Linked DNA regions of Homo sapiens: regions 2 and 3 are each linked to region 1. A link is a contact called in ENCODE Hi-C data. All regions are on one chromosome and are shown on one strand. Each heading gives the region's core, a stretch centred on a gene start or an enhancer-like site at or near the end of the contact. The rest is flanking DNA. Distances are from core to core; before and after follow the strand shown. Region 1 overlaps STEAP2-AS1 (STEAP2 antisense RNA 1). Region 2 overlaps CDK14 (cyclin dependent kinase 14). Region 3 overlaps CDK14 (cyclin dependent kinase 14).

Region 1 (2,828 bases), core at 84-2,583:
ACACATGAGACTGAGTAATTTATAAAAAAAGAGGATTAAGTGGCTCATGGTTCTTCAGGTTTTACAGGAAGCATGGTGCTGGCATTTGCTCAGCTTCTAGAGATCTGCTCCCATGTTCCAAACACCTCCCACAAGGTCCTACTTCCAACATTGGAGATTATATTTCAGCATGAGATTTGGGCAGGGACAAATATCCAAACTATATTCCCAGCATGGTGGGCAGGCTGGAACTAGGATTGGAGGCTTATGGTCACACTCAACTTTCAACTTTGCAAATTATTTCAGTTTCATTCTTACTCGATTCTATGCTGGGTAAAATTGGCCATCTCACAAAATGCTCAGAAAAACAAAAGGTGCTCTGGCAATGACAAACCCATGTGTCCTCCTTCCACTAGAAATGATTTTATGCCCTATAAATATCTTTCTCTATATTATCCAATATCCTTTAATTCCCTTTTTCCTCAATTTTCTTTCCTTTTTAAAAATTTATAATCTATTTCTTATTTCTGAAAAAAAACTTTTTCTTTAACATAATCGTGAAGCAAACAAGATACATCATTTGAAAAAACAAAACAGAAATGTAGAACAAGGAAGTTAGGCTAGATAAACACTAAGATTTCCTTTAGCTCATAAACTTAAATAATAAATCTTAGGCATTTTGTATTCAGCATCAATGAACTCCTTGAATAATAATGGAAAATATTTTTAATGATAAAATTATACAAACTATGTTTTTTGATGCTTTTTCATCCAATTGTAAAATTCTAAGAACATTTAAAAGGTATTTATGGGCTTGAAAAAACTGACATTCTTCTCTATTAAGTATCTTATTCATAAGAGGCCAAATCTTGATATTCAATAGAGTTTGTGCAACACAGCAAACAAGGAAGTGGAACAATGCAAAGAAAACAAATTCATCACTCCCCTGCCTCCCTTGCCCCACACCTTGGAGTCACTGAATACTTTTTCTTTGAAGTCTAGAAAAATCTCTTCTTGCATGATTTGATTGGTGCCTTCCCTAGATATTTTGCATTTACTTTCCCTGCATTCAGTTGAATATTTTCATGAAAAATAGAGCCTTGTTCAAAAACATTTGTTTTTGCAACTGTGAAAGATCTAGCAAAAGCACTGGTAATTTTAGTGATTTTCTAAAATCACACAGCAGAGTTTTTGTCATTGGAAATACACTACTGGAAATACAAAGTTTTCTTAAGTCATGTAGGAACATCAAAAGGACCAAGCTGATGCAATATTCACATAACAATTGTTTGATGAAAGCAAGGGAATTTCCAGTCAACCATTTCTAACCACACTTCACCTGGCTAACATTAGGGCTATTTGACTTTTTAATTCTATTTGCATTAAGAAAGGCAAGCCAAGAGAGAATCAAGAGTCAATTTGTTTCATAACTTTCCTTGCATGATGCTGTTCTTTTTCTCTGTTTCTCACTCTAGCTTCCCTCTTGTTGACAGTTCATCTCACATAGGCTGTTTATAATGGAGAAGAAATTATCTTTCAGGATAAAGGCAGAATGCCAAAGTGGGTGGCAAACTTTTGGCAGTATTCTGGGTTTTCTTAAACACAATGCACATTCTTTTTCCTTTATCCCCTTAGAAGCGAAAAATGAAACTCACCAACTTTTATGGAACAAATTTAGTTCAGCCTTCAGCTGACCTAGTGTTCTTTTTTTCTGTAGTTACCTCATGTAGAAGATTCTTGAGCATTCTTGTGTAAGATTATTAAAAAATATATTTTGCTCCTTTTTTTTTGGTATGACTTTGCAGTATACCAGTGTAACTTAACAATAAAATTCCTCTTTTCATGTCACAAGTTTGGTTGCCCTAGTTTAAAATTATATGTTGAATTATGAAAATCAAGCATTTATTTACCAAGGAGAAAAGAGAATTCTACTTTGGAATTGTTTATATAGGCTTAGTGTAATTTCCCACTCATATTTTTTTCCTAACAAGTGGTCTGGAAAGCCATTCCTCCTCTACTAGTGATATTATACAAATGTAAAGAAAATCTGAAATCATTTTTATTTTCACTGACTTCTCATGAATGAATCCCAATTTCTGTATTATTTGCTGAAAAGAATGAAAAGATTGATTTTGTCAAAATGCACTACTGTGAGGAAAGAAACGTGGTTTGCGATTGAATAATAGAGTAAAATACTGGCCTATATTAAAATAGTTGGCCTTAAAGAAAATTCGGAGAGACTAGATTTGGATTGTACATATAAAAACAATATGTTATTTCTCTAGCCTATGTAATATAGATTTAGAAAACTAGTTAAGTATAGAAAGCTTAGGCAATAATGGGCTATTTTGTAGTTGCATTTCAAGTTTTTGAAACAATTTTCATTAAGTTTCACATTAGATTTGCTTTTTGTTAAGTTAAAAAATAAATCTCTAAAAGGAAGAAATGGTGGCTGTTCACTCAAAAGCATATCTCACTATCTTGACTAGTCCATGGGATTTTAATAGTTATTCTGGAAATACTTTTGAAGAGGAACTATCAATGAAGTTTTGCTTAATTGTTAGGGCTGGGTATCTAAAAACTGAAGTGAAACCCAGAGATGGGTCAGGAAGTCGTAGTGGTGACTAACAGAGGTGACTAATGGAGGTGTCAGATTGTTCATGGCCTTCTGTGCCACCAGAAAGAATTTTGCCATAAAGTATTTATGAGCAGTCATTGAACAATGCCTGGATGTGGGTTTTTAAGTGTCTCTTTTCCTAGCACTGTTACATACTCTATTCTTTTGGTAACCCGAAGCAGTCGCAGAACTTACTGAGCTGGTGAGCTCATTAGGCCAGGACTGAAGATTC
Region 2 (2,828 bases), core at 165-2,664, 480 kb before region 1:
AACCATTTGCACCTCCAAAATGTAAAACTATGATAGTCTCTTACTATTGAAAAATGAAAGGGAGAAGGAGTTACATAAATGAGAAACAGGAATTTCTAATCAACCAAATGTTTGTGACATCAATTTTTCATCTATAAATTATATTTTTTAGAAAATATTTTTAAATATTTCTCTGCAAGTATTTCCAGTTCACACGATCTTGTTGGTGTCAGCAGAGAGAGGCATAAATCTCAAAAGGCAGTGAGATGTGTCATATTTTAGCCTAAGTCATTTTCTATGAAACAGACTGTGTTTTTCCACTATTGTTAGTTGTGCCTGTTTTTCAGTTACTAAAAAAACTTCATGTTTATGATCTTTATAAATAATTGCAAAAAAACTATAAAGTTGTTTCTCATGTTTATTGTCACACAAGATGCTCTAACTACATGGAGAATAATGCAGACTGGAATGCTTCCATTAAGTGGGCACAACCAGATCAAGAAGCTCTAGACAGTCTTCAGAAAAAAGGAGAAGGCGGGGCGCGGTGGCTCACGCCTGTAATCCTAGCACTTTGGGAGGCCGAGGCAGGCAGATCACAAGGTCAGAAGTTCAAGACCAGCCTGGCCAATATGGTGAAACTCCATCTCTACTAAAAATAAAAAAATTAGCCGGGCATGGTGGCACGTGCCTGTAGTCCCAGCTACTCAGGAGGCTGAGGCAGAAGAATCGCTTGAACCTGTGAGGCAAAGGTTGCAGTGAGCCAAGACTGCTCCACTGCACTCCAGCCTGGGTGACAGAGCAAGATTCTGTCTCAAAAAAAAAAAAAAGAAAGAAAGAAAAAAGGAGAAGCACCAGTCCACTCTAATTTAGGTTAAGGAAGATTCTGGGCTACCATGCATGACGTATTTAGTTTCAGGTATCAAAATAATAATGAGTCCAAATTTATGATGAAATGTTGAATAATAAGTGAAACATTCCCCATTGTAACTCAAATGCTTTCACGTTCAAGATATTAATATACCCCATATGAGGAAGCCAAATGGAGTCCCTAAAAGAAAAGGATGAGCATTTGGCTTTAAAGTGAGTGCACTCTGTTTGCCTTATTCCAGCTGGAATACACAGGTAATTATGCCTGGAAGTCGCAAAAGGTTTCCCCATGGGAGCTGTAAGTGCTTTAAAAACATGGGCTAATCCACCTTTATAACATCCCCAGGCTGCAGAGACAGGCCTCATACTTGGTGAGACACAAAAAAGTTCAAGTGATTTTCCTGAAGTTAGGTTTTCAGATGGGAATTTATATGTTCTGGCTCAACACTGAACCAGAAGATTGAAACAGACCACTAGAAATGAAGGGTGTTTCAGCATGAGTCAAAGTCTCTGATGAAAGGTTGGCAAATTCACAAGATGTCAGACCCCTCGGCAGAATTATTGGTGGCCACAGGAAGTCTTGAAAGAATGGCTCTTTGCTTACTCAAAAGGAAGTAAGAGCTATGTTAACAACCAAAGAAGTGTTCATACTCTAGATATGCATTTGTAATGTGTTTAGGTCCTCAATTTGAAATAAAAGTGGTTGAGTACGTTGCTCATGTGCAATTATAAAACAGATAACAATTTTATACTTGATTTATGTCAGATATTCAGTTTGTATTTCAACTCTAATTCTCAGATCATACTTAAGTATGTGATTAAGTGATTAATCAAGCCTAAGTATGTCTGGCAAGGAAGTCAGTATCTGCCCTTAACTGTGACTAGTTTAAATAAACCCCTTTTCAGAAATCACATTTTTCCAGGCTGTTTTTTTTTTAAACCGATAGACCATCTCGAACTTCACATGCATCTTAAATCCTGGGACACCAGTACAAAATTTACATCCAAACACAATCCTGCACTACATACTTACAGAAGCTTTATTCATAATTGCCAAAACTTGGAAACAATCAAGATAGGTAAATGGAAAAACAAACTATGTTACATCAATGGGTAAATGGAGAAACAAACTATGGTACATCCATACAATGGAATACCACTCAGTGATAAAATGAAATGAGCTGTCAAGCCATGGAAAGACATAGAGGAACCTTAAGTGTATACTGCTAAGTGAAAGAAGCCAGTTTGAAAAGGCTACAGACTATTTGACTTCAACCATATAACATCTGGAAAAGGCAAAACTATGGAGACAGTAAAAGGATCAGTGGTTGGCAGGAGCTCAGGGCAGAGAAGGAGAAATGAATAACAGGTGAAGCACAGGGAATTTTTTAGGGTACTGAAACTATACTGTGTGATACAGTAATGGTAAATACATGTCATTCATTTGTCAAAACCCAGAGAACGGCACAACACAGAGTGAACCCTAATGTAAACTATGAACTTTAGTTAATAATAGTGAGTCAATCTTGGTTCATGAATTATACTAAATGTACCATATTCACGCAAAATATTAATAACAGGGGAAACTGGAATAGGGAATGAGAAGTAACATGGGAACTCTGTACTTTCTGTTCAATTTTCCTGTAAACTGAAAGTTGAGCCCCCTCCCACCCAAAAAAAGCCTATTAATTTTTTTAAAAAACTGACAGGCCTTCCCAAACTTTGTATGCATCTTAAATCCTGGAACATCCATCAGGAATTCTATCTGATGGAGAGTTCTTACGGTGAACTTATTTTTTAGTGAAATGATGAGTTCTAAAAAGCAAAGTTTCAGTCACTTTACATTGAAAAAGACTTTACACTCTCCTTGATGTTGTTTCATTAAGCTAAATAAAGAAAATAACTTCAAAATTCTGGCCAAGGGACAAAGTTAATATACATGGTAGAAAGAATTAGCAACTGATTTGTGAATTGTTGTCTGC
Region 3 (2,828 bases), core at 221-2,720, 430 kb before region 1:
TATTTTTTTAAAAAAATTAATTTTAAAAAGAAATTTAAGAAAACTAAGTTGCTAAGAAAGAAGGAAAACTTAAAAAATAAATAGTAAGTTGGAAAAATAACCAGAACTTTACACATTGAAAATAAAATAGATTCAGAAGGGAAAGTGAACATTACTTCAATTATTCCCTTAAAATGATGAAAGCTCCTTTAAGACGCTGATGAGACCTAAAGAAATTAAGCTTGCAAAACTGAAAGCAAACTGCTGGTTCCAATATCTTGTAATTATGCCTTTTATAAGTTTTATGACAAGAATAATAAGAGTTAAGAGTGTTTGGAACTAGGCCGGGGACGGTGGCTTATGCCTGTAATCCCAGCACTTTGGGAGGCCAAGGCGGGTGGATCACTTGAGATCAGGAGTTTGAGACCAGCCTGACCAACACAGTGAAACCCTGTCTCTACTAAAAATACAAAATTAGCCAGGCAGGTGGCGCATGCCTGTAATCCCACCTACTTGGGAGGCTGAGGCAGGAGAATCACTTGAACCCAGGAAGCAGAGGTTGCAGTGACCCAAGATCGCACCATTGCACTCCAGCCTAGGCAACAAGAGCGAAACTCCATCTCAAAAAAAAAAAAAAAAAGTGTTTGGGACTATAAAAAATAGTCTCAAACACTCAGGACTGGAATCTATGGTCCAGTCCTGAGAAAACTCTGACCCACCTTGGCTTCACTGATTTCAATGATTGCTATGGTTCCTAATAGGAGAAGCCATCCCAATCACAACCCAGCAATATAAAAATTTCTAAATTGATGACTCAAATTCCAGTCAGAAGGAAAATAGGCATAATGTACTGCAGCTGAGCCCATTTTGCACTTGTTGAAGAAAATAGAGTAGTTAGGCTGTACAGAAAGACTTCCTACGTCAAAGGTCAGCGTCTTTTTTTATTTTTTTTTTATTTTTGAGACAGAGTCTCGCTCTGTCACCCAGGCTGGTGTGCAGTGGCACGATCTCAGCTCACTGCAAACTCTGACTCCCAGGTTCAAGCAATTCTCTTGCCTCGGCCTCCCAAGTAGCTGGGATTACGGGCACCTGCCACCACGCCTGGCTAATTTTTGTATTTTTAGTAGACACAGGGTTTCACTACGTTGGCCAGGCTGGTCTCAAACTCCTGACCTCAAGTGATCCCTCCCAAGGTGCTGGGATTGCCACCAGGCCCGGCCCAAAGGTCAGCTTTCAACAAATGAATTCAAACATGCAAATCAGAGCACTGCCCAGGAGGGAACACTAACCACCCTTACAGCAGAGACTTCCTACAGGCTATACAGCCTGCCACCAGGATGCAGGGTGCTCACAACGGAAAGAGGACACTACTCATGTTTTCCATTTCTGTAATATTCTGCCTTTTGAGAATTACAAATTGAAAGTGACTAATTCTCCCAAATGTCATACATCTTGCACTTTGTGACATGTACTTCCTCTCTGAATCTTTACAGCACTACGCAGACATTTGAGCCACTGTCTGGGACTAGACCTAATTATGATAATTATGTCTACCATAATTAGGGAGATGGTAAATATGATCAAACATTTATAAAAAGGAAAAACTGAAGCACAGAAAGTTTTAAGCATCAGAAAATTAAAACTAAATTTCCAATGAGAGAATTAAGGAGGTAGTGATGTTCTTTTTCAGCTATCTTAAATGCTGAATTTGAAATATAATGACTTTCTGGATTACTGGCATAATTAAAGAACAGTCTAACTTTTAGACCTCTTGCATGGAAGGTTCATAGCATCTAGGACTGGCAGATATGACCACAGTGAAAATAAAACAGTACAGAAAGTAATATAAAATCTTTTTTTTTTTTTTTTTTTTTTGAGACAGAGTCTCTCTCTGTCACCCGGGCTGGAGTGCAGTGGCACAATCTCGGCTCACTGCAACCTCCGCCTCCCGGGTTCAGGCGATTTTCCTGCCTCAGCCTCCCGAGTAGCTGGGATTACAGGTACCCACCACCACACCCAGCTAATTTTTATATTTTTGGTAGAGACAGGGTTTCACCACGTTGGCCAGGCTGGTCTCGAACTCCTGACCTCAAGTGATCCACCTGCCTCGACCTCCCATAGTGTTGGGATTACAGGCGTGAGCCACCGTGCCTGGCCTATAAAATCTTACTATAAGAGAGAGTGAGATTGAATCTCCACCCAGGCCCAGCCCTGTAAGATGCTGAGAGATGGTCAACCCATAAATGCCTGTGAGGCTGAACTAGATCAAGAGTCAGGCTGAGACCATATCCAGCCTGACATAAAACAAACGTCATTTGATGCATGAATCTTTGAACAGGGGAGTACTATGACAAGAAAGATGTTTTGGGAAGGCTGAGTGGAGGAATAAGATGGAGCAGTGATACCAATGAAGAGTTTATTGAACTAAAATAGGTAAAAGTGAAAAGGTTCTGAACTGAGATGGCAGCAGCTGCAATGATAATGAAGTCACGAAAATAAAAGATAACTGTTTGAAGCCAGGTGTGCTGGCTCACCCCTGTAATCCCAGCACTTTGGGAGGCCAAGACGGGTGGATCACCTGAGGTCTGGAGTTTATGACCAACCTAGCCAACCTGGTGAAACCCCGTCTCTACTAAAAATACAAAAATTAGCTGGGTGTGGTGGTGGGCGTCTGTAATCCCAGCTACCTGGGAGGCTGAGGCAGGAGAATCACTTGAACCCTGGAGGTGGAGGTTGCAGTGAGCCGAGATTGCGCCACTGCACTCCAGCCTGGGTGACAGAGTGAGACTCCATCTCAAAAAAAAAAAAAAAAAAACACACAAAGATAACTGTTTGATAAGAGTCAAAAG

What was found. Hi-C counts contacts between places; a loop is a spot of excess contacts on that map. Pooled maps may share reads with other maps.
Region 2: a loop to region 1 is called in a map with no recorded cell type, with 2.7 times the contacts of the local background. The contact joins two enhancer-like sites. A Hi-C loop is called at or near these places in 5 of 37 single-sample maps with no recorded cell type.
Region 3: a loop to region 1 is called in a pooled map, with 8 times the contacts of the local background. The contact joins two enhancer-like sites. A Hi-C loop is called at or near these places in 3 of 37 single-sample maps with no recorded cell type and 7 of 50 pooled maps.

What each region holds. Positions count from the first base shown.
Region 1 is chr7:90,178,921-90,181,748 of GRCh38, reverse strand. All of the region lies in intron 2 of STEAP2-AS1 (STEAP2 antisense RNA 1), which reads left to right. Among named protein-coding and RNA genes, the nearest start is that of STEAP1, 26 kb to the right of the region's middle. RefSeq lists enhancers at 1,016-1,517, 2,736-2,785, 2,796-2,828. Within about 2 kb of position 1,333, at least 9 of the 41 ENCODE cell types and tissues checked have a DNase peak (open chromatin) inside an H3K27ac peak, as active enhancers do.
Region 2 is chr7:90,654,362-90,657,189 of GRCh38, reverse strand. All of the region lies in intron 2 of CDK14 (cyclin dependent kinase 14), which reads right to left. Among named protein-coding and RNA genes, the nearest start is that of CDK14, 59 kb to the right of the region's middle. Within about 2 kb of position 1,414, at least 5 of the 41 ENCODE cell types and tissues checked have a DNase peak (open chromatin) inside an H3K27ac peak, as active enhancers do.
Region 3 is chr7:90,611,798-90,614,625 of GRCh38, reverse strand. All of the region lies in intron 2 of CDK14 (cyclin dependent kinase 14), which reads right to left. Among named protein-coding and RNA genes, the nearest start is that of CDK14, 17 kb to the right of the region's middle. RefSeq lists an enhancer at 1,416-1,535. Within about 2 kb of position 1,470, at least 5 of the 41 ENCODE cell types and tissues checked have a DNase peak (open chromatin) inside an H3K27ac peak, as active enhancers do.